2 separate regions of the Homo sapiens genome follow, and region 2 is linked to region 1. The links are chromatin loops, found by intact Hi-C in ENCODE. Cell type or tissue: endothelial cell of umbilical vein. All regions are shown on one strand. Each heading gives the region's core, and the rest is flanking DNA. Links, peaks and the distances in the headings are about the cores only. Region 1 overlaps MLLT1 (MLLT1 super elongation complex subunit). Region 2 overlaps ACSBG2 (acyl-CoA synthetase bubblegum family member 2).

Region 1 (8,000 bases), core at 1-8,000:
CGGGAGCTGTTTGCTCCGTGCGGTACCTGGGACCCAGGGACCCAGTGGGCGCTCAGCAGTTGGCTTCCCGAAGCCAGGCCTGAGCTGGCTGGACCCTGGGGGTGTGGAGTCCTGGGGAGAGGGGCCGACGGGGCTCAGAAAGGAAGCCCGTGAGTGACCGAGCAGGAAGCACTGAGCTTCCCGCACGTAGCATGAGTGCTGGGCGAAGGAGGCTGAGATGAGGGGCAGGGCTGCGTCCAGTGCCCGCCAGCACCCCGCAGTGCCAGCGCAGCCTCTGACTTGCCCAGGCCCAGCTGTGAGGTGTTAGGGCGGGCGGGTGCGGGCGAAGTGGCCATGCTCTGCCTGACTCACCCTGTGCTCTTCTTGAATCCCTCAGGGAATGTCAGTTCAATTCTGAGGGGAATCTTAGCCTGCAGCTGCCGGGGACCAGCTGACACTTCCTAGTAGTTTAAAGGGACAGCTCCATGTAAAACTCTCACCTACTGCCTTACCTTTTTGCTTTATGGAAGAGTTTCTCTAGCTGAGGCTGAATCAGGTGGATTATGCTTTGTAGGGGTCAGGGGTGGCGGAGCAGGGCGCCCCGCAATGCCACGTGACCTTGTCTCTCCCCTTGCCCTCCCTGCTCTTGGCCTTGCAGGACGCCAACAAGGAGAGCAGCAAGACCTCCAAGCCACACAAGGTGACCAAGGAGCACCGGGAGCGGCCCCGCAAAGACTCCGAGAGCAAGAGCTCCTCCAAGGAGCTGGAGCGTGAGCAGGCCAAAAGCTCCAAGGACACCTCGCGGAAGCTGGGCGAGGGCCGGCTGCCCAAGGAGGAGAAGGCGCCACCGCCCAAGGCTGCCTTCAAGGAACCCAAGATGGCCCTGAAAGAGACCAAGCTGGAAAGCACGTCCCCCAAGGGTGGGCCCCCACCCCCACCCCCACCCCCACCCCGGGCTTCCAGCAAGCGGCCGGCCACCGCCGACTCGCCAAAGCCCAGCGCCAAGAAGCAGAAGAAGAGCAGCTCGAAGGGGTCCCGGAGTGCTCCAGGCACCTCGCCCCGCACCTCCTCCTCCTCCTCCTTCTCGGACAAGAAGCCGGCCAAGGACAAGAGCAGCACCAGAGGGGAGAAGGTGAAGGCCGAGAGTGAGCCCCGGGAGGCCAAAAAGGCCCTGGAGGTGGAGGAGTCCAACTCAGAGGACGAGGCCTCCTTCAAGTCCGAGGTGAGTGAGTGCTGGGGGCAGGGCAGCCAGGTGCAGGCAGTGTGGTGGGACCCGCCTCCCTTCTGGAACAGCGGAAGGAGGTGGGATCTGAGCCAGGACCTCAGGTCTCACCAGCTGCTCCTCCCACTGGCTTCTTGTAACCTGGGGCCTCCACGCCTCACTAGGCTTCGGTTTCCCTGTCTGTCAGGTGATAAAGTCTGCCTCGTGAGGAGTCCCTCCTCGCCTCCTCGGTGGCATTTGTGGGTGGCTCTGGTAAAGCATGATGGTGTGGTCCTGAGGTTCTGAGCTCCCCTCCTCCAGCAGCCCCCTGCATGGGCCCGGGTCTTGGCCGCTCTGGTGCCAGTGGGCAAGCGTGTCTCATGGTTGCTCTGACCATGGCGTGGTCAGCCCGGCCTGGAGCTCTGCCAATAGGGCATCTGGGAGACTCACCCTTGTCTGGAGGTTAATGATGAGGGCTTCAGACAGCCCCTAGCCATGAGGAGCAACAGGTCCGTGCCCGGCTCCCTATTTAGGTGGCTGGTGGGGTCAAGAGCATCCCTCCTGCCCACACCCATCGCACACAGCTGTGACTTGGGGATACTCACATCTGGCCCCACCAGTGTCTGAGCTTGGAACGAGGACCCCTGTCAGGGACCGGCCTTGTCACCATGAGAGGCTGCTGGCTTGTCCCACAGCACAGCGTCCGGACATTCTCAGAGGACTGCATCAGACATGACTTGAGCCGCAAGAGCTGGTAGCCACCTCATGGTCTTGTGGCCAGACCCTGTTTGGGGCCTGGGACGGCGGTGGTGTCTTCCAGCGCTATTATCTGGCACTTGGCATTTAGACAACAGACACTGGGCCCGGTAAAAATGAATGAATGGATGGATGAGGGTTGGGCCATTTACCTCTGTTGCCAGCCCCAGCCCTCAGGGGCCTTTTGTGGGTCCGGCTTGCCCTCAAGGAAGCTTTGCCTCTGGGTTGCTGAGGCTTTGAAAAGCCGCTGGGGCTTTGAATGCAGGTCCCAGCCACAAAGCCCGAGGGGGTTATGTGGGCAGCGCTCATTGCCCCCAGGGCCCTCATGGAGGTGGTGGGGCTGGCTGGGGGTGACGGTCCAGCCTCTGGGTAACAGTGCATCCTGGCTCATAGACACATGGGCTGGCAAGGCTGAGTGCCCGGTGCTCCCATGGCTTGGCAGTGGCTGAAGACGGCACCATCTGCTATGACCCTGAGGCGGTGGGGGGGCCGGTGCCACCTTCCAGAAGTCCCGGCCCATCTCAGTAGCCCTCCCAGCTGTGGGAGGGCCTGGCGGTGCCTGCTGGGCACCGAGCCTGACCCCTTCTCTGCCTGTGCAGCAACCACAGCCCTGGGCAGGCGCTTGTCCCCTCCCTTCTACCCCAGGGTTGGGGATAGGTACTGAGTGACATGCAGTCCCAGGCCAGGCATCTCCAGGCGAGGTCTTCTGGTACCTGGGGCTGGGTGTGCAGCACGCTGGGCAGCGGCAAGGCAGCTCCACGGCCCGCTCCACTCCGCTCTGCTCACCCGGCCTGGCCCCCGGCAGTGAGTGAGTTGGCTCCTGGCTCCCGCCACCAGTGTTGTGAAACAGCTGGAATATTTTGTGGGGAGCTTCCTGCCACCTCGGACGCCGCTGCTTAGAGTGGCTGGGTGGCCTTGAGGCTGGAGTTGCTGGAGGAGGCTTTGGGACTTCCTCCTGGCCGAAGAAGAGCGCCCCGCGTGCTGAGAGGCTTTTGAGCAATGCGGCTTAGCGCCCCGAGGTCTGTGCGGGAGTGAGACCCAGGCCCCAACAGCACAGAGTCCCTGACGCCTCTTCCCCCGGGGGCTTCACCGAAGCCCAGGCTGCTATGGTGAAGAAGCACATCGGCCTTCCAGACCACTGGCCCCTTGGCTTCCCCTTGGCCGTCTTGGGCTGCTCCTCCCCAGAGGCTGTGTGTGGCTGTGCTACCAGAACCGGCCATCGGAAGAATCTGCACCAGCTGGGGTCTGGCCCACGCCCACCCTCGTAGGGCCACTCTTTGGGCCGAGTCCCCGAGCCGAGCTCCCACGTCCTCCAGCTGCTGCCTTGGGGTCTCCCTGGCCCTTGGGGATCTGGAGTCAGTCGTGGACCCAGTCTGCTCCGCCCTCCCTCTGAGCCCCGGGCGTGCTCCGGTGGCCCTTCTGATCACACCACCTTAGGGCTCTTCTGGCTGAGACCATTTCCGGATTCTTTTCCTCCCTGCCCCTTGGATTTGGGCGGAAGGAAAGGGGATGCGTGTGCCTGACTGGCTTTCCTCTGTCTGGCACGGCGCCAGGACAGGCTTGGGGGCCTCTCGGGGCTCAGCATCCTCTCTGCTTCCATCCCTGCTGACCTTGTGCAGCCTCCTTTGGCCGCCTGAACTGCCCCCTCTCCACCTTTAGTGAGAAAGTGCATGGGATATGGGGCCAGGACCTTGGATACTTCTCCAGTCCACCTCCCTCCAGGTTGGTGCCCACCCCTCTGCCCCAGGGATTCCATCCGGAGGTCAAGGGAGGACTAGCCTTGGCCTCGGTGTGCAGGCAGCTGGCGGTGCTGGGAAAACTGAGGCTGACATAGGACGGCCTTGTTCTGAGTAGCAAGGCCTGCTGGTTAGAAGGCTGGGGTTAAATAGGCCATCTCTCGGTCACCTCTTACTCACCCCTGGCCCCCAAGAACAGAAGTCCAGGCTGTGCATCACCCAGCTCCAGGCAGGCCCAGCCAGGGGTCCTGGACGCTCTGGGGTATGTGTCCGGGACTCAGGTAGCCTGAGTGGGCAGTGACTGATGGGCACCACGGCAGGCTTTCCCAGTGATGATTCATCAGGGAGCGCCATGTGTTGGTGGGAAGGGGCGCTGGCAGGGGCTGGTTTGAGGGGCAGGAGGGGGCTGGGTTGGGCTGCAGTAAACCCTTGGGAAGTCCCTCTTCCCTCTCAGGCACGGGTGAGTCTGGACCTGCTGCTTGGGGAGGCCTTGGGCTTTCGTGGGGACCCTTCTGCAGGGTGGAGGCTGTCTCCTCCACATGCTAGGGGAGGGGCCGGGGGCTCCCAGGCACTCAAGGTCCTGAGTCCCACCAGCTCAGTACTCCGTTCACGGCTTCCCTTGCATGGCTGGCGGCTGCAGCGGCCCCTGCCAGAATCCAGCAGACCAGCTGCCTCCTCCTGATGGAGGGAGGACCCTGGAGGGGACTGGTCTGAGGGGCTCAAGCCACCTAGTTCCACCAGACGGGCCCCCAAGGTGAGGGGGCTGCCCTGGGCCCGCCATGTCCTCTGGCACACCCCTTGGGATGAGCTCATTGGCAGAAATGTGGGCCCAGAACAATGGGCCCCTCCCCGTGCAGGTGTCTGCAGTGCCTGCCTCCCGTCCACCCAGGAGCTACGCCTCTGCCCCATACACGCCTGCCCTGCACTGTCACCCTCTGTCCTGGCATCCCACCCCTTGTGTCCTTGTTGTGGCTTTTACTGCCCCCTGGTGGCTGAGCCTGGAAGGACAGCTGCAGGAGGAGGAGGCGGGTGGGGCCGGGCTTGCCCATGGCTTCTGTCCCCTGTGCACGCACGCTCTTCAGTGTCTTGGGCAGCTGGCGGTAGGAGCAGCGAATGGGTGGGGATACAGAGCTCTCTGCCACCCCTGAGCCCCGGACAGCACTGGGTCAGAACAAGAAGTGTCCACACCCAGCTTTCCTGTTCCAGACATTTTTGCGACACCAGTCAATGCCTGCCCTCTTGGACGAAGGCAAGGCCCACCCACCTGTGGGACTTCAAGCCCCTGCCCCAGCCTCCCTCCCAGTACCCTGTGCACCTGCCTGGGTAGACAGGAGAGCCCACGTGGTCCACACGGTCTCCTGGCGCTACCGGAAACCCAGACATCCACGGGTGTCCTAGGGCTGGCACGGGAGGCTATAGGCTGCGCATGGCCTGGCCGCTGGCTCCTTAGTGGGTTCTCAGCGGCACACGTGGGTACCCTTGGGACCCTAGGGGTGTCTGGGGGAGACCCACTCAGCGTAGCTGCTGCCAGGGGGCCCCCTTTGTCTCTGCTGAAAGGTGACAGCTCTCCCTTTCTCCCCTCCCTGCCCATCCCACCATTGGGTGAAGTCTGCCCAGTCAAGCCCGTCCAACTCCAGCTCCAGCTCAGACTCCAGCTCAGACTCAGACTTCGAGCCATCCCAGAACCACAGCCAAGGTGTGTATGGAGAGCAGCTGGGGGGCACGGATGGGGCCGGGGAGGGCCTGGAGCTCAGGCCACATGGGCATTCCTCAGCGTCCACTGCCTGCACAGGCTGGGCCCTGCAGATCTGTACATGGAGGGTTTTGGTGGCCTGGGGGAGTCTATATTTAAAAGCAAAGCAGGAACAAGTCACCAGACCTCCAGTCAGGCCCGGGGGCACTGTTCCTTGTGGTGGCTGTTGGCATGCACCCCGTGCCTGGAGCCAGGCTGGTGAGGGGCTTCTGGTGAGGGCCCTGCCCATGGCCAGAACTCTCCCTGTGCTGCTGGGGACCATGGACGGACGGCGTCACCTCCTCCGCCCATCCCACCCGCTCCCCAGGGCCAGCGAGGCACTGGCTGCCTGTGGACGGCCGGGGTCTCCTGCTGCCGGAGTGTTTGGAGTGCCCTCTCCCTCTCCAGGCAGGCCACCCTGAGTAGGGGCGGCTTTTTGGGGAAAGGACATAGGCCCATTGGCTGCACCAGCCTGCCCCAGAGTGGGGAGGGCCCTGGGGACCAGGCAGCCTGCAGGACACAGTGGGAGAGCTGCCCTGAGCCCCCGGCCCCAGTCCAGACCCCAGCACCCACTCCCAGGCAAAAAGCGTTTCCACTCCTGGATTGGAACAAGAGCCTCCTTCCCCCTTGGCCTGGAATCCTTTGCAGGGGGGCTGGGGGAGAGGAGTGTGCGGGGTTGTGGAGGGAGTCTGGCCTGGAATTCAGCCGTGCAGTTGCCGAGGGGGCTGGGGGATGGGGCCCTTGAAGCCTACACTCGCTCCAAGTGTTCTTATCTGCCGGGAAGGGAGGGGGACCTACTGAAGCGGGATCATGTGACTAAGGTAATTGAGGGCTTTGTGTCCCTCTGTTGCCTTGGTAACAGGAATATAAACCAAGATGCCGTCTGTAGGGGACTGGAACCGTGTGCCTCTGGAGAAAGGGGAGGACGGTGGACTGGGAGCAGCAGAGGGGATTACCGAGGGGGTGGGCAGGCCGGCGTAGGGTGCAGGAAGAGAGATCTGTGACCCCAGGCCCAGCTTCCCAGCCAGGCTGTGGCTCCCTCGCCCTCCCTGGGCTCTCGGCAGAGCTTCTGATCTCTGTGCCCCGAGCAGAGGAGGGGTTCTCCTCCGGCTGCAGCAATGGAGGGGCCCTGCGCGCCCACTGCCGGCCAGTCCCCTGAGGCCTGCGAGCAGGGCCAGGAAGGTAGGGAGGGGTGGGGGAGCCAGGGCGTTCTAGGGGAAGCGGGTGGCTGCCGGTGTGGGGGCAGTTCTTAGAGATGGGCACAGGGACCCCCAGGTGGACGGGCGTGTGCATTTGGGGGTCACCAGTGTCAAGAAGCTCTGCGTGGCCTCATGGGCGAGGGGCCCTGGAGGCTCAGTGGAGCCCTGCCCTTGTCTCCCCTCCCTCCCTGCCCCGCCTCCCCAGGACCCCTGCGCTCCATGGTGGAGGACCTGCAGTCCGAGGAGTCCGACGAGGACGACTCTTCGTCAGGCGAGGAGGCTGCCGGCAAGACCAACCCGGGGAGGGACTCCAGGTGACGGCCCGGTGGGAGCCAGGGGGCGGAGGCGGCCACCCGGGGCGACTCCGGCTGGGTCTGCAGTGATTGTGGGGCTGCAGGTGGGGTTGGGACTGGAGGGTCCCCTGGGAGGGCCAAAGCAGGGATCCATCCCCAGGTGGCCCCAGTCCAGCCTGGGCCTTGGGGTGGGCCTGGGGCTGTGTGTCCTCTCCTGGTCCCTGAGGCTGAGGGCCTCAAGGGCTGCCCCCATCTGGGGCCTTGGGTGGCATCCCTCCTCGTGGTCACTGGCAGGTGTGGGCTATCTGGCAGGGAGGGGTGCAGGAGGGAGCCCAGGCTGGAGGTGGGGGGAGGGGAGCAGGCCTGTTTCTCTGCTCTTGGGCCAGGAGACTCCCAGTCCTTTCCCACCTGCCTTACATGGGGCGAGGATCCATGGAGAGCCCGTCCTGGGGCAGCGGACACCCAGTGTGGGAGCAGCTTTGGCTGCCTGTGGCCTTTTCCCCAGGAGGCACAGGGGTGCCGAGGCACATCCTTGGGATATGCAGGACCCTTGGCGTGACCCCACCTGGGAGAGCTCCATGCGCTCGGCCTCCAACCCAGCGACAGTGGAGAACGTGCTGGCCTTGGCCCCGGGCACACAGGCTTCAGCGGGCGGGGGTCCAGGCTTTTCCAAAGCTGTAGCAGAGCCGGCAGTCAGCCCCTCCTCCCGTGAGGCTGAGGCCTCCAGGCCTCAGTGGCTCCTACTGGAGACAGGGCTGGTTATCACCCTGCACCCAGCAAGGTGCATGGGAGCCTCACAGACGCCTGCAGGTGTGTTGTTCACTAAAGCCACCTTCACGCAAGCTGGGCAGCAGGTTCTGCTTGGTTCCCCGTGTGCAGCGCGCCAGGCCAGCAGGCACATGGCGGGATTCCCACCCACCGCAGACAGAGCAGGAGCAGTGGCTCACTGCGGGGGAGCCGCTGGTGGGAGGTCCGGGCCCACGACTCCGACAGGGACTTAGACTCTAGACACGAGGAGGGCTGTGGCGTCCCTGGGACAGGACCTGGAAGCAGGCTCCCGCCTCGTTCGGTGACATTCAGGGTGGATTCTGCTTGCGCCAAGAG
Region 2 (15,484 bases), core at 4,504-12,503, 53 kb after region 1:
CAAGAATCTAAGGCTACCTTTAACTTCTTGCTGTAAAGATGATGATGAGACAGGGCCTCACTCTGTCACCCAGGCTGGAGTGCAGTGGCAGCATCATAGCTCACTGCAGCCTCGAACTCCTGGGCTCAAGGGATCGTCTCACTTCAGCCTCCCGAGTAGCTGGGACTACAGGCATGTGCCACCATGCCCAGCTAATTTTTAAAACATTTTTGTAGAGATGAGGTCTTGCTGTGTTTCCCAGCCTTCTCTCAAACAATCCTGGCTTCAAGCAATCCTCCTGTCTCGGCCTCCCAAAGTGCTGGGATTACATACATAAGCCACTGCACCCAGCCAAATACAATATTAATAGCTATCCTTGACATGGCTTCCTGTATGCCAGGCATTGTTCTAAGCATTTTATGTATATGTGGTAGATTAAACAGAGCTGCAGATTCTCTGCTACTCCTCCCATTCTGAGGTGGAATTTGTTTCTCTTTCCTTTGAGACAGAATTGGTCCAGTGATTTGTTTTGACTGACAGAAAGGAGCAGAAGGGATGCTGTGGAAATTCTGGGACTGACAAATCTTTGGGACCACTTGCTGTTGGGAGAGTCAGCCACCAGGTTAAGAAGTTCAAGAGTGATGGCCAAGCGTGGTGGCTCATGTTTGTAGTCCCAGCACTTTGGGAGGCCAAGGCGGGTGGATCACCTGAGGTCAGGAGTTCGAGACCAGCCTGGCCAACGTGGTGAAACCCCATCTCTACTAATAATACAAAAATTAGATGGGTGTGTTGGCACACGTCTGTAATCCCTGCTACTCAGGAGGCTGAGGTGGGGGAATCGCTTGAAATTGGGAGGCAGAGGTTGCAGTGAGTCGAGATTGTGCCACTGCTCTCCAACCTGAGCGACAGAGCAGACTCTGTCTCAAAAAAAAAAAAAAAAAATAGTTCAAGAGTGATGTCCTCATGTTGGTCCTGTAAGCTACCCACAGACAGCATGACCCTGCCCAGAGCCCTGTGGCTTGGGCTCAGCGTGGCTGACAAGTGTCATCTTCCCTATTGTGGAAAGCCTTGTGGTTTGGAACCAGAAGGATATGAATGAGAATCTGCCACTTGCTAACAGTGTATTGATACGTGATGGCTGACAACGGACATCAGATGTCAGTTTTCAGGAAGAAGATCAAAATTACTGGTAAATGGATAAGTTTTGAACTGAAAATGGAGGAAGGAGAGGCAGGACCTCTTGGAGTGCCCACAGGAAGAAGCTGCGGCGTAGGAAAGGAAAGCTGCAAGGGCCTGTCAAAGATCAGCTCCTGAGGAACTCAGAGCCCCATGGAAAGGATAGGTGGGAGTGCTTCTTTGCTTCCCACTCGCCTTTGACAATATCCTGGTCACTAAACTCTCAGGGAGCTCCTCTGCCCTTGCAACCCAGGCCAACACCATCGGTGCTGATTAGAGAACTTCCCAGGGACAGAGAACCAGGTGGTCAGTTCACACAGGCATGCCCACACTCCCCTCAGACCTGAACTGAGACAGCAGGCACCACACTGGTTGTGCACCTGTGGTGCCACTGCCCTGCCTGGGGATTCTCTGCCCTTGACCCACTGCACCACCAGATTCCCCACAAACATACCCCACAACGCGCTGTGACTTTGGCAAGCACAAGGGACCAGTGAGCCTCTGGGGGGCCGCAGGATCCCTGAAGATCTAACCCTTGGCATGGGTAACCCCTAAAGGAGGAGGAGAATGCAGCCCACCAAAGCCCCCCTTGGGACAAAGGAAATGTGGGTGTGGCACAAACCACTGGAGTGGGCAGCACCCATGCCTGGGAAAAGACATGGAGAAGGGGTCATTTCCCACCTGCCCTCCCACCCCACACTGCTGCCAGGAACTAAAGGATGAAGCCTTTATAAACAGAAGATTGTGAGCCCCATGACAGGGGTGTGATAGAGAAGCGGACTGCATTCCTGCTGGCTGAGGACAAGGAGCTGGTGCATTCCCTGCCCCTACCCCTGAGACCTCAGTGCACCCCATCATGATCTCTTCCTGCTACCTCCATCAGGGTATGCATGCCTACTTGGCACCAGCCTACCTGCTGGTTCTAACTTTTAAGTGCGATCTACTGGACTGCATCCTGCACTGCACCACCAAACAAAAATCTTGCTACTGGAAGGGTTTATTGACAGTGCATGAGATAAGCCTCCTGAGACCTCCACACCCTCAGTCCTGCAGGAGATAGTGTTGGCTGTTATGTCCATTACATCATTACAACAAGCAGCATCTGAGAAAGCCACTGCATAGAAGCTGTCCACAACCATGGAACCCATACAGACCTTAGCCACTGCACAGAAGCTGTCCACAACCATGGAACCCGTACAGACCTTAGCCACTGCACAGAAGCTGTCCACAACCGTGGAACCCATACAGACCTTTGGCCCCCAAAAGCACTCAGAAGCAAGGCCATACAATCACACACAACATACACCACAGCCATACCCTCAAGGGAAACTAGAATTAAAAAATACAAAAGCCCCATCCAAACAATAGAAGATTCAAAAACAAGAAGTGACAGCTCCCTCAGATAAGAAGGAATCAGTGCAAGAAATCTGGCAGTAGAAAAAGCCAGAGTGTTTCAACACCTCCAAAGAATCTCACCAGTTCTCTAGCAATGGGTCCTCATCAGACTGAAATGTTTGAAATGACATATAAAGAATTCAAAATATGAATTGGAAGGAAACTTAATGAGATCCAAGAGAAAGTTGGAAACCAATATAAGGAAACTAGAAGAACACTTCAATATATGAAATACAACATAGATATATTAAGAAAAAACCAAATTGAACTTCTGGAATTGAAAATTTCACTATAGAAATTTAAAAATATAGTTAGACTAGACCAAGCAGAAGAAAGAATTTCAGAGCTTGAAGAATGGTCTTTCAAACAACTCAGACAAAAGTAAAGAAAAAAGAAATAAAAAACCCAAAGTATTTGAGAAATGTGGGATTATGTAAAGCAACCAAACCTGTGACTTAAATGCATTCCTGAGAGAAAAGAAGAAAAATTAAGCAACTTGGAAAACATATTTGAGGGAGTAATACAGGAAAATTTACCTAATCTTGCCAGAGAGGTCAACATCTAGATATGAGAAATCCAGAGAACTCCTGTGAGATGCTACACAATATGGCCACCCCCGAGGCATATAGTCATCAGACCAAGGTCAATGTAGAAAAAAAATAAATCTTAAAGGCATCTAGAGAAAAGGGCCAAATTACATATAAAGGAAATTCCATCAGACGTACAGTGGATTTCTTAGCAGAAACCTCACAAGCCAGAAGAGATTGAGGGCCCATTTTTAGCCTTCTTAAAGAAAAATAAATGCCAGCCAATAATTTTATATCCCACTAAACTAAGTTTCATAAATGGGAAATAAAATATTTCTCAGATAAGCAAATGTAAAGGAATTTGTCATCACTAGATCAGCCCGAAAAGAAATGCCCAAAGGAGTTCTAAACATGAGAACAAAAGAACAATACTTGCTACCATAAAAGTACATGTAAGCACAAAGCCCACAGACCCTATAAAGCAACTAAACAATCAAGAATACAAAGCAAAAACACATGACAGGAACAAAACCTCACATATCAATATTAACCTTGAACATAAACATCCTAAATACAGCACTTAAAAGACATAGAGTGACAAATTTGATAAAAAATAATAATAAATAAGACCCAACCTGCTGCTGCCTTCAAGAGACCCATCTCACATGTAATGACACTCAGAGGCTCAAAGTAAAGGGATGGAGAAAGATCTATCATGCAAACAGAAAACAAATAAGATGAGAGGGTGCTACTGTTTTATCCAATAAAACAGATTGTAAACTAATGACAGTTAAGAAAAAAAAAAAGACAAAGAAAGGCATTATATAATGATAAAGGGTTAAATTCAACCAGAAGATCTAACCACCCTCCCAACATCAGAGCCCCCAGATTTATAAGACAAGTACTACTAGACTTAAGAGATAGCCATACAATAATTGTGAGGGACTTCAACACCCCACTGACAGACAGAACATTGAGGCAGAAAATAAAGAAATACTAGACTAAATTGGACAGTTGACCAAATGGACCTAATAGACATCTTCAGAATACTCTACCCAGTGGCCTCTGAATATACATTTTTCTCATCTGCACATGGAACGTTCTCTAAGATTAACCACATGCTAGGCCACAATGAAAGTCTTAATAAATTTAAAAAAATCAAAATCATACCAAGCATCTTCTCAGACCACAGTGGAATACAATTAGAAATCAATACCAAGAGGAACCCTCAAAACCACACAAATACATGGAAACTAAGCAACTTGCTCCTTAATGACTTTTGGGTAAACAAATTAAAGAAGCAATAAAAACAATCTTTGAAACAAATGAAAATAAAGATACTTTTTAAGTGGGCTTTATTCCTGGGATGCAAGGATGGTTCAACATACACAAATCAATAAATGTGATTCATCACATACACAGAATTAAAATCAAAAGCCATATGATCATCTCAATGGCTGCAGAAAAAGCATTTGACAAAATCCAACATTCTTTATGATAAGAACCCTCAACAAACTAGGCATCAAGGAATATACCCCAAAATAATAAGAGCTGTCTATGACAAACCTGCAGCAAACATCATACTGAAGGGGAAAAGTTGGAAGCATTCCCTCTAAGAACTGAAACAAGACAAGGATATCCACTTTCACCACTGCTATTCAACATAGTACTAGAAGTCCTAGCCAGAGCAATCAGGCACAAGCAAGAAATAAAAGATGTATGAATAGGAAAATAGGAACAGAGGAAGTCAAATTATCTCTGTTCACCAATGATATGATTCTACATCTAGAAAACCCTAAAGATTCCTCCAAAACACTCCTAGATAAATGACTTCAATAAAGTTTCAGGATACAAAATCAATGTACAAAAATCAGTAGCATTTCTATATACCAATATTCTTAAAGTTGAAAACCAAATCAAGAATTCAATCCCATTTACAGTAGCTACACAAAAAATAAAATACCCACAGACACATTTAACCAAGGAGATGAAAGACTTCTACGAGAATAACTTTTCAAAACATTGATGAAAGAAATCACAGATGACACAAATGGAAAAGCATTCCATGCTCATTGACAGGAAGAATCAACATTGTTAACATGACCATACTGCCCAAAGCAATCTACAGATTCATCACAATTCCTATCAAATTACCAATATGATTTTTCACATAATTATATAAAACAATTCTAAAATTTATATGGAACCAGAAAGCCCAAATAGAGCAATCCTAAGCAAAAAGAACACAGCTAGAGGCATCACATTATCTGACTTCAAATTATACTACAAGGCTATAGTAACTAAAACAGCATGGTACTGGTACAAAAATAGGCACAGAGATCAATGGAACAGAATAGAGAACTCAAAAATTAAGCCACACACAACCAACTGATTTTTGACAAAGTCAACAAAAATAAACAATGGGGAAGGACATCCTATTCACTAAGTGGTGCTGGGAAAACTGGCTAGCCATGTGCAGAAGAATGAAGAAACTAGAAGAAAACCTAGGAAAAATTCTTCTGGACATTGGGCTAGGCAGAGAATTTATGACTAAGACCACAAAAACAAATACAACAAAACCAAACATGGACAATTGGGACTTAAGAGCTTCTGCACAGCAAAAGAAACAATTAACAGAGTAAAGACAACCTACAGAATAGGAGAAAATATTTGCAACTGTGCATCAATTAAAGGACTAATATTGGCCAGGCGCCATGGCTCACGCCTGTAATTCCAACACTTTGGGAGGCTGAGGTGGGTGGATCACTTGAAGTCAGGAGTTCGAGACCAGCCTGCCCAACATAGCGAAGCCCCACCTCTTCTAAAAATACAAAAATTAGCCAGGTGTGGTGGTGGGTGCCTGTAATCCCAGCTGCTTGGGAGGCTGAGGCAGGAGAATTGTTTAAACCTGGGAGGTGGACATTGCAGTGTGCCGCGATAGTGTCACTGTACTCCAGCCTGGATGACAGAGCAAGACTCTGTTTCAAAAAAAATAAAAATAAAAAAGGACTAATATTCAGAATCTATAAGGAACTTAATAAGAAAAAAACCAGCCCCTTTAAAAAGTGGGCAGTCTTGCTCCAGGATCTATGCTCATAATGCCTGTGCTAGGAGAATGTCTTACCACACATGCAGCCACTAGGAGCATAAATACTAGCCAGCATAGAGGGGAATATCCTGTTTAATCAGATTTCCCTCATTCATTCATTTCCCAAAAGTGGATTGAGTCCTCCTGCTCATCAGGCACTGCAGTTACAGTAGTGAATAAGACAGAAAACCCCTGACCTCAAGGAGCTGATGTTCCTGATAAACAAATGAGCATATAATATGACAGTGTCAAAATTTTCTAAGGAAGAAAAAAAGTAGCCAAATGGGAATTAGGTAGTAATGGGGTGGTTTATTGTTTGCTATTTCAAACATGGAAGTTAGGGAGGGCTTCACTGAGGAAGTGACACTGAGCAGAGACCCACCCGAAGGAGGGGAGGGAACAAGCTGTGTGGAAAAATACTTCCCACGGAGCTCATGCAAAGACCAAGAGGCAGGACGTGTCTGGTGTGTTGGAGGAACAGCAAGGAGGACCATGTGGCTAGAACAGAGTGAGCAAGGGGGAGAGAGGGAGGAGAGGAGAGGAGAAGGGAGATGGGGCTAGGCTTGCAGTGCCTTGTGGGCCTCAGGAGACTTGGGCTTTTACCTGGAGGGAAGTGGGAGCCATGGAGGGCTGCAGACAGAGGAGGATTGGGACTTGACTCAGGTGCTCACAGGCACTCTCTGGTGGCTGTAGAGAGGATAGACTGGGGGTGGGGGTGAGGGTGGGAGTTGGGTGGGAGGCGGGTAACCGGATGGGGTGGAAGCAACCACACAGGTCCAGGGGAGCGATGATGGAGACTGGGCCAAAAATAATTTTTCTCTATCATGCATCATACAATTGAGTCCAAGGGCTTCTGTAATGTCTGAACTTTTAATTTGTACTCCCGTGATTTATTGCCAAACTTGAAGCCTGCTTTCCTTGTTGTTATAGCAAAATATATTTATGCATCAAATTTTACAGGAAGCCAAGTTTTAATTTACATATAGACCTTAGTCCTGGGCCCGTGATATTGCTCAGACAGACAGTGTGGGAGAGTAAAAACCATAGTTGTAGAAAAATCAGAAAACTTCTAAGAGGCCTTGAGCTAAGATGCAGGAGGAGGAAAGGAGTTCTGCTGAAGGAGACAGTGTTGGCAAAAGATTTGGATTCATGTTAAAATGAGAAATTCAGAGAAGATTTCCAGGGTGTGGATCTAGGATCGGGACCTCCAGACCCAGGGGGATGATCCTAGCTCCACACCTTGCTATACAGCACTAGCTGAGACAGTGTATTAAGGGAGTGGAGGCTGACTTTTGCAATCTTCCATTGCTGACCTTCCATGGGCCAGGCCCTCTGCCAGAATTGGGCCCTCTACTCTCCCCATTTTACAGTTGGGCAAACTGACACACAGTTTGGTGATGTCATATGACCAATGTCACACCAGCTTACATGGTTACTTACAAGTAGCAAAGCCAGGATTCCAACACTGAGGTGGTCAGACACCAGTGTGTGCTGGTAACTATTACCCTAGGCTGAGGGGGGGCAGGGAAGCATTTATAAGAATGCTTTTATAGAAATTCTTCATTTAAAAACCAGCAGGCCAGGTGTGATTGCATGCACCTGTAGACCCAGCTACTTGGGAGGCTGAGGCAGAAGGATCACTTGAGCCTGTTGAGTCTGAAGCTTAAGTGCATGATGATTGTGCCTGTGAGTAGTCACTGCACTCCAGCCTGGGCAACATGGTAAGAACCCATCTCTAAAAACAGTGTAAAAACAGACCAGGTGCTGTGGCTCACGCCTGTAATCCCAACACTTTGGGAGGCCGAGGCAGGCAGATCACTTGAGGTCAGGAGTTTGAGACCAGCCTGGTCAACGTGGTGAAACTCCATCTCTACCCAAAATACAAAAAATTAGTTGGATGTGGTGGCACTGGCTTGTAGTCCCAGATACTCAGGAGGCTGAGGCACGAGAATTGCTTGAACCCAGGAGGCAGTGGTTGCAGTGAGTGGAGTGCCACTGTACTCCAGCCTGGGGCACAGAGCCAGACTCGGTCTCAAAAAGCAAAACAAAACAAAACACACACACAACTGAAAAATAAAGTAGGCTGGGCGTGGTGGCTCATGCCTGTAATCCCAGCACTTTGGGAGGCCAAGGCGGTGGATCACCTGAGGTCAGGAGTTCAAGACCAGCCTGGCCAACTTGGTGAAACCCTGTCTCTAATAAACATACAAAAATTAGCCAGGCATGGTGGCGGGTGCCTGTAATCCCAGCTACCTGGGAGGCTGAGGCAGGAAAATCACTTGAACGGAGGCAGAGGTTGCAGTGAGCCAAGATTGCGCCACTGCACTCCAGCCTGGGCGACAGAGGGAGACCCCATCTCAAAACACACACACACACACACACACACACACACACACACACACACACACACACAACCTTCCTGACTCACACAGAGGAATCATTGTCTGCTGGGTGCATACCCTGCCAGACATTTTTCTGCTTTTGACATGGCCAGCATTCCTTGATCTCAATCACTGCACTCTGCTGCCCCCTAGTGAAGCAACTACGCTACTCTCTAACCCCCAATGGTGAAGGAGCCACACTGCGTACTAGACCCTGGAATGCCACCCTGCCCCTGGAAGCCAACAAGAGAAACAGCCCAAAGGCCACCACTCCAGAGCAAAGGGACTTTGGCGTACGTTGTCATGACTGAGCATCACTCCCTTGGGTATGCCTGTGGTCCCTGAAGTGTAGATGAGCACTGCGCATTGATTCGCCTTCTGGCTCTCGATGACCTGCTCCAGTTGGGTGTCAGGGATACTTCTGCCAAGTTCCATGAAATCATCCCACTGTGGACAGAAAAGACAAGCGGAGGATGAGAAGGCAGTCGGGAGTCCTCTCACCCAGCCAGACCTCGTCCTATCAGCTTTTCCTAAAGAATGATCCTCAGCAGGTGGAAGGGCTTAGGATGTGCCAGTCCTGGCACCTCTTACAAAAGTCCCAAGATCTCTGCTTCCAGTTCTGCCACTTCCTCGCAGCGTCACCAAGCCACTTAAGCTCCCTGTGCCTCAGTTTCCTCATTTGTAAAATGGGAATGATGTCAGGACGCAACTCCTTGGGTTGTTCTAAGCAGTAAGAGAGTTAATATATGCAAAGTGCTCAGAATAGTAGTTGGCAGGTGGTAAGTGTTCTACGGAGTTAGGTATTATTTGTTCGCTGCCTTCCCAAATTCCACTCCCCACTCTACTTCTTAGTCACCAATTGGATGGGGCTGACTTCACCCACAGATCTGGAAGTCAACCCTAATTGGCTCAAACTGTTCTATCAGCCTGGGTTATGGTGATTGGATCAAGTCTGGACATGTGACCTCAAGTGGTCCAATCATAATGAAGATGAAGACTTTACCTGGGAATTCTGAGACACAGACTGTGTATGTGAATGAGTCAAGATGTAGCTCTAGGAGCTGCTGAACCATCTCAGGACTATGTGAGAAAGCAAGGCTGGAGCGGAGCCAAGAAATAGAGAAAGGAAAATAGAGCCTGGGCACATTCTTTGAGCCCCTGGTTCCAGCCATGCCTGAAATCCACGCCCTGAACTGTAGTTGCATGGTCCAACAGATTATCTTTTTGTTTGTTTGTTGCTTAAGCCATTTGGGGTCAGACTTTTGTCACTTACGACCAAAGGCATCCTTATTGATAATTGATGCATTGCCTCACTCTGGCAGGTGAAGAAGCTGAGGCTCAGGGGTGGTAGATTACTTGCCCAAGGCAGATTACTTAAGGCAAGTGAAGAGAGGAGCTAGCATTCAAACCCAAGGTCTGACTCCAGAGCCTGTGCTCTTAACTATGACAGAATTCGGTGCCGCAAAGTGAACTCTTGGGTTGTATCGACTGAGCATCACATGGGATCTGCAGAAATTCTACCATTGAACCCCCAACAAAGCACTGGATGAGGGTGATGCGCTGACTTAAAGATGGAGGCCCCTCGGCCAGGCACGGTGGCTCACACCTGTAATCCCAGCACTGGGAGGCTGAGGTGGGCGGATCACGAGGTCAGGAGTTCAAGACCAACATGGCCAGCATGGTGAAACCCCATCTCTACTAAAAATACAAAAATTAGCCGGGTGTGGTGGCAGGCGCCTGTAATCCCAGCTCCTCAGGATGCTGAGGCAGGAGAATCGCTTGAAATGGGGAGGTGGAGATTGCAGTGAGCCAAGATCACGCCACTGCACTCCAGCCTGGGCAACAGAGTGAAACTCCATCTCAAAAAAAAAAAAAAAAGGCCCCTCAAAGTCCTCTACAGATGGCCAGTGTTGCCTGAAACCTGCCCAGGGTGATGCTGGCTTCATCTGAGCAGGCAAAGCCCTTTGCCCAGATAATCTGTAACAAGGTAGGGCAAGGGTGAGAGGAAGAGCACACACAAGCCCTCTGGGGGAACCTGTCCTTTCTCAGAGATGCCCCTAGGTCTCCCTACAAAGGGTGTTCCTTCAAAGGCCGGTAGAAGACCCCCGGCTTCCACAGCCACAAATGACTGGATTGGGATGGGCACCAGACCCATGCTGGTCCAATCCAATCCCCTGTCTTGGAGATCTGGGTTGGTCCTCAGTCTGTTGGGCACACAGATGCCAAGCATCACAACTGGCACAGTTCATTGTCTTACTCGGCCATTTTCCTTCCCAAATGTCACAGTCCACTTTCTCAGTCTCATTCGTTTTTGCTCATTTCTGGGTCCTAAACTAAATCTTTTTCTTTCTTTCTTTCTTTTTTCTTTTGAGACAAGAGTCTTGCTCTGTCACCCAGGCTGGAGTGCAATGGCGTGATCTCAGCTCACTGCAACCTCCACCTCCCAGGTTCAAGTGATCCTCTTTAGCCTCCCGAGTAGCTTGGACAGGCATGCACCACCACGCCTGGCTGTTTTTTTTTTTTTTTTTTGTATTTTATTTTATTTATTTGTTTATTTGGAGACAGAGTCTTGCTCTGTCGCCCAGGCTGGAGTGCAGTGGCGTGATCTCCGCTCACTGCTCTTGGCTCACTGCAACCTCTGCCTCTTGGGATCAAGTGATTCTCCTCTCTCAGCCTCCTGAGTAGCTGAGACTACAGGTGCGTGCCACCACGCCCGGCTAATTTTTGTATTTTTAGTAGAGGTGGGGTTTCACCATATTGGTCAGGATGGTCTCGAACTCCTGACCTCAGGTTATCCACCCACCTCGGCTTCCCAAAGTGCTGGGATTACAGGCATGAGCCACCACACCCAGCCTTTTTTTTTTTAGATGGAGTCTCGCTCTTTCGCCAGGCTTGAGTGCAGTGGCACTATCTCGGCTCACTGCAACCTCCGCTTCCCGGGTTCAAGTGATTCCCCTGCCTCAGCCTCCTGAGCAGCTGGGACTACAGGCGCATGCCACCATGCCCAGCTAATTTTTTGTATTTTTTAGTAGAGACGGGGTTTCACCATGTTGGCCAGGATGGTCTGTACCTCCTGACCTCATGATCTGCCCGCCTCAGCCTCCCAAAGTGCTGGGATTACAGGTGTGAGCCACTGTGCTTGGGCGATTATTATTATTATTATTATTATTATTATTATTATTATTATTATTTGTATTTTTAGTAGAGACAGGGTTTCTCCATGTTGGCCAGGCTAGTCTCGAACTCTTGACCTCAGGTTATTTGTCCACCTCAGCCTCCCAATTACAGGCATGAGCTACTGTGCCCAGCCTAAACAGAATCTTAAAATGGTAGGTTCTACTCTCCCTTGCAGAGGAGTAGATGCCCTTCTATGTGACTCTCCCCTATAAATTAGCGTCTTCAACCAGGGGTGATACTACTCCACCACCGCCCACCCTCCCCCCACCAGGGTATATTAGGCAGTGTCTGGAGACACTTTTGGTTGTTTCAAGTGGGAGGCAGGGGATATATTCCTGGCATCCAGTGAGTGGAGGCCAGCAATGCAGCTCAACATCCTACAGGGCGTCGGACAGCTCCTTAGAGAATTACCTGCCCCAAATGTCAACAGCAAGGAGGTTGAGAAACCCTGCTGTAAGTGTTATTGCTAACAAAGTAGTCTTTTAAGTTATCCGAGACTTAAGACTGTTGCTGTAGTGGTCACTTTGAACCTCTAAAAAGTTTGTAATTTTTTTTTTTTTTTTTTTTTTGAGACGGAGTCTTGCTCTGTTGCCCAGGCTGGAGTGCAGTGGCGCGATCTCAGCTCACTGCAAGCTCCGCCTCCTGGGTTCACGCCATTCTCCTGTCTCAGCCTCCCGAGTAGCTGGGACTACAGGCGCCCACCACCACGCCTGGATAATTTTTTTGTATTTTCAATAGAGACGGGGTTTCACCGTGTTAGCCAGGATGGTCTCGATCTTCTGACCTCGTGATCCGCCTGCCTCGGCCTCCCAAAGTGCTGGGATTACAGGTGTGAGCCACTGGCGCCCGGCCTTTTTTTTTTTTTTTTTTTGAGACAGAGTCTCACTCTGTTGCCAGGCTGGAGTGCAGTGGTGTGATCTCGGCTCACTGGAACCTCCGCCTCCCGGGTTCAAGCGATTCTCCTGCCTCAACCTCCTGAGTAGCTGGGACTACAGGCACGTACCACCATGCCCAGCTAATTTTTGTATTTTTAGTAGAGACGGTGTTTCACCATGTTGACCAGGATGGTCTCGATCTCCTGAGAAGTCTGCAATTCTAATTGGTTGTCTTAGTCATTGTTATAACAAATTTTGGCTTGGGTATAAATAAAATATTTAAACTTAATGTTGTTAGTTTTAACATAATTTTCAACTTTTTAGTATATTGTTTAATTATCTTAATGTTCTTGGGAAAAAATTAATAACAAAATGACTGATTTTTTTTAGCCACCAGTTTTGGTGGTGATTTGTTGCCCAGCAGTAATTAGCCAGAACAGACACTGTTCATTAATCAGTCCCTTCATGCCAGAAGGGAAAAATGCGTCCCAAAGGTCCCGCCTACGTCCTTTTGCTAGGCCCCCACGCATTGCTCACCTCCCATTTCCCTTTGCAAAGGCCACATCCACTTCCCTTTGCAAAGCCCCACCCACTACATTTATGAAGCCCCACCCACATCCCTTTGCAAACCCCCACCTACCACATTTGTGAGGCCCCATTCCATCTCTGCTTACCTCCCACTTTCTTTGAAAGGCCACACCCACTTCCCTTGTAAGGTCACACCCCCTCCCTCTGCTCACATTTCACGTCCTTTGAAAGGTCACACCCACTTTCCTCACAAGGCCCCACCCACTTCCTTTCCTCACCTTTCACTTCCTTTGAGAGTCCCCACCTACTTCCTTTGAGAGTTCCCACCCTTGCCAGGTCCGACCTCCTCCCTCTGCTCACCTTCCACTTAGGCCACGCCCACTTTTCTTGCAAGGCCCCGCCCTCCCCTTTCCCCAGTGCCCACCTCCCACACTTACAGAGTACAAGTTGTTGTTCTTCTTCATTGGCAGTCTGTACTGGATGATCGCTTTTAGGGGCTCTAGGCTGCTCTGTGGAATCTGAAAGAAAGTTCCCTGTGGGCTTCATGGCAACCCAGCCCTGGGAAAGACTAAAGCTGGGTTAGATGTCCTAAGTAAGCTCTCTCCAGCAACTCTAGCCTCTTTTTTTTTTTTTGAGACACAGTCTTGCTCTGTCGCCCAGGCTGGAGTGCATTGGCCCAATCTCGGCTCACTGCAACCTCCGCCTCCCGGGTTGAAGCCATTCTCCCACCTCAGCCTCCTGAGTATCTGGGATTGCAGGCATGTGCCACCATGCCCAGCTAATTTTTGTATTTTTAGTAGAGCCGGGGTTTCACCGTATTGGCCAGGCTGGTCTCGAACTCCTGACCCCAGGTGATCCCCCCGCCTCGGCCTCCCAAAGTGCTGGGATTACAGGCGTGAGCCACTGTGCCCAGCCTCCAGCCTCTTTTCTTCCCCTGCCCACACTATAAAATGCTGCTATTGGTCTTGACTGACTCCAAATGACTTGGTTTCAGGACTCCTGGATTCTTTGTAGTCCATATCAGTAGCTTCCAACAGTGTCGGTAGAGGATGACAATAGTCTGCCCGAGACAACACATCTCTGACCAAATTATGCTACACAGAATTGTGGATCTTGGTTGATGAGCTAAAAGAAGTCCCTCATGGCTCTTCCTTTTCCAGGACTTTGCACCTTGCAGCCCAGATTTAGCTAACCTTTTACTCGGAGTCAGGCAATAAAAATCCTTCATGAAGTTGGCTGGAACCTGGACAAGTGCAGAGCCCTCTACCCATACCTAGCACGGTAAGGTTCAGGTGACCTGCGGGATTCTTTTTTCTTTTCTTTCTTTCTTTTTTTTTTTTTTTGAGACGGAGTCTCACTCAGTCACCTAGGCTAGAGTGCAGTGGCGCTATCTCAGCTCACTCCAAGCTCCGCCTCCTGGGTTCATGCCATTCTCCTGCCTCAGCCTCCCGAGTAGCTGGGACTACAGGCGCCCGCCACCATGCTTGGCTAATTTTTTGTAGTTTTAGTAGAGATGGGGTTTCACTGTGTTAGCCAGGATGGTCTCGATCTCCTGACCTCGTGATCCGCCCACCTCAGCCTCCCAAAGTGCTGGGATTACAGGCATGAGCCACCACGCCCGGCCCCTGCGAGATTTTTATACTCTGTTCATGCCAAAGAAAGCGGGATGGGGTCTCTCTATGACACTTCTAGCCAATCCAATGAAAAAGTTACTTGCAACATCCATTTTGCTAATCATAACCACGCCTCTGGCATGCATTGGAGAGAAAAGATGGCAGAAGCCCGTATAGCAGCTGGACAGGAGTTTTCCAGAGAGAAGAAGAAACAGACATTCAAGGAGCCTGGGGCAGGCAACAGCTTGGGATGTCTGAGGGATACAAAAAGTCCAGGATGGCCAGAGTGGGGACCCAAGAGAGTATGATAGGGGAGGGGGCATGAAAGAATGGTGAGGCCCAGATCAGCGGAGCCTTGGAGGCAAAGATGAGGAGTTTGGAGTTTATTTAACTCCAACAGAAAACCGCTAGAGAATTAGAGGATTATAAGCAGAGGAGGATCTGTGATTACTCCCCCAAATAAAGATCTCCAAGTGGAGCTGGGCATCCAATTTGGGAGAAGCATGTCAGGAACCTGGTTTTGAATCTTCTAGACCTAGCAACTGGAACAATAAATCCTCCACAGACTTCACCTTCAATGAAACTAGGAGTCAGAAATAATTCAGATATTGCTTTATTCACTTAATGCTGGACCTGCTAGAACCAGGACAGAAATCCACAGCAGCCAGGTGGGTGTAGAGGGGAAGGTTGTGTATGTGGCATTTTCCAGTTATGGAAAACTCAAATTAAGCCAGCATTCCCAGCT

Evidence for each region. A loop is a pair of places that touch in the nucleus more often than their neighbours do. Peaks named below come from ENCODE experiments on the same cell type or tissue, not always from the same donor. Only the 100,000 strongest peaks of a DNase experiment are listed, where the experiment ranks them.
Region 2: it touches region 1 in a loop (8-fold over the local background); 4 of 110 quality-filtered maps call a loop at or near these places.

What each region holds. Positions count from the first base shown.
Region 1 is chr19:6,215,322-6,223,321 of GRCh38, reverse strand. It overlaps MLLT1 (MLLT1 super elongation complex subunit), which reads left to right. Exons shown (of 12, transcript NM_005934.4): 6 at 638-1,201; 7 at 5,281-5,368; 8 at 6,809-6,917. Among named protein-coding and RNA genes, the nearest start is that of MLLT1, 61 kb to the left of the region's middle. RefSeq lists an enhancer at 5,666-6,580. In endothelial cell of umbilical vein, for the core only: a CTCF peak has its summit at 4,645 (motif pointing left); DNase peaks (open chromatin) are centred at 3,441, 4,011 and 4,641; H3K27ac peaks cover 1,969 bases.
Region 2 is chr19:6,159,375-6,174,858 of GRCh38, reverse strand. It overlaps ACSBG2 (acyl-CoA synthetase bubblegum family member 2), which reads right to left. Exons shown (of 15, transcript NM_030924.5): 6 at 13,564-13,644; 7 at 8,844-8,993. The region is part of intron 2 of LOC105372255 (a long non-coding RNA gene); the gene reads left to right. Among named protein-coding and RNA genes, the nearest start is that of ACSBG2, 31 kb to the right of the region's middle. RefSeq lists a silencer at 13,315-13,374. In endothelial cell of umbilical vein, for the core only: a CTCF peak has its summit at 8,705 (motif pointing left); a DNase peak (open chromatin) is centred at 8,698; H3K27me3 peaks cover 271 bases.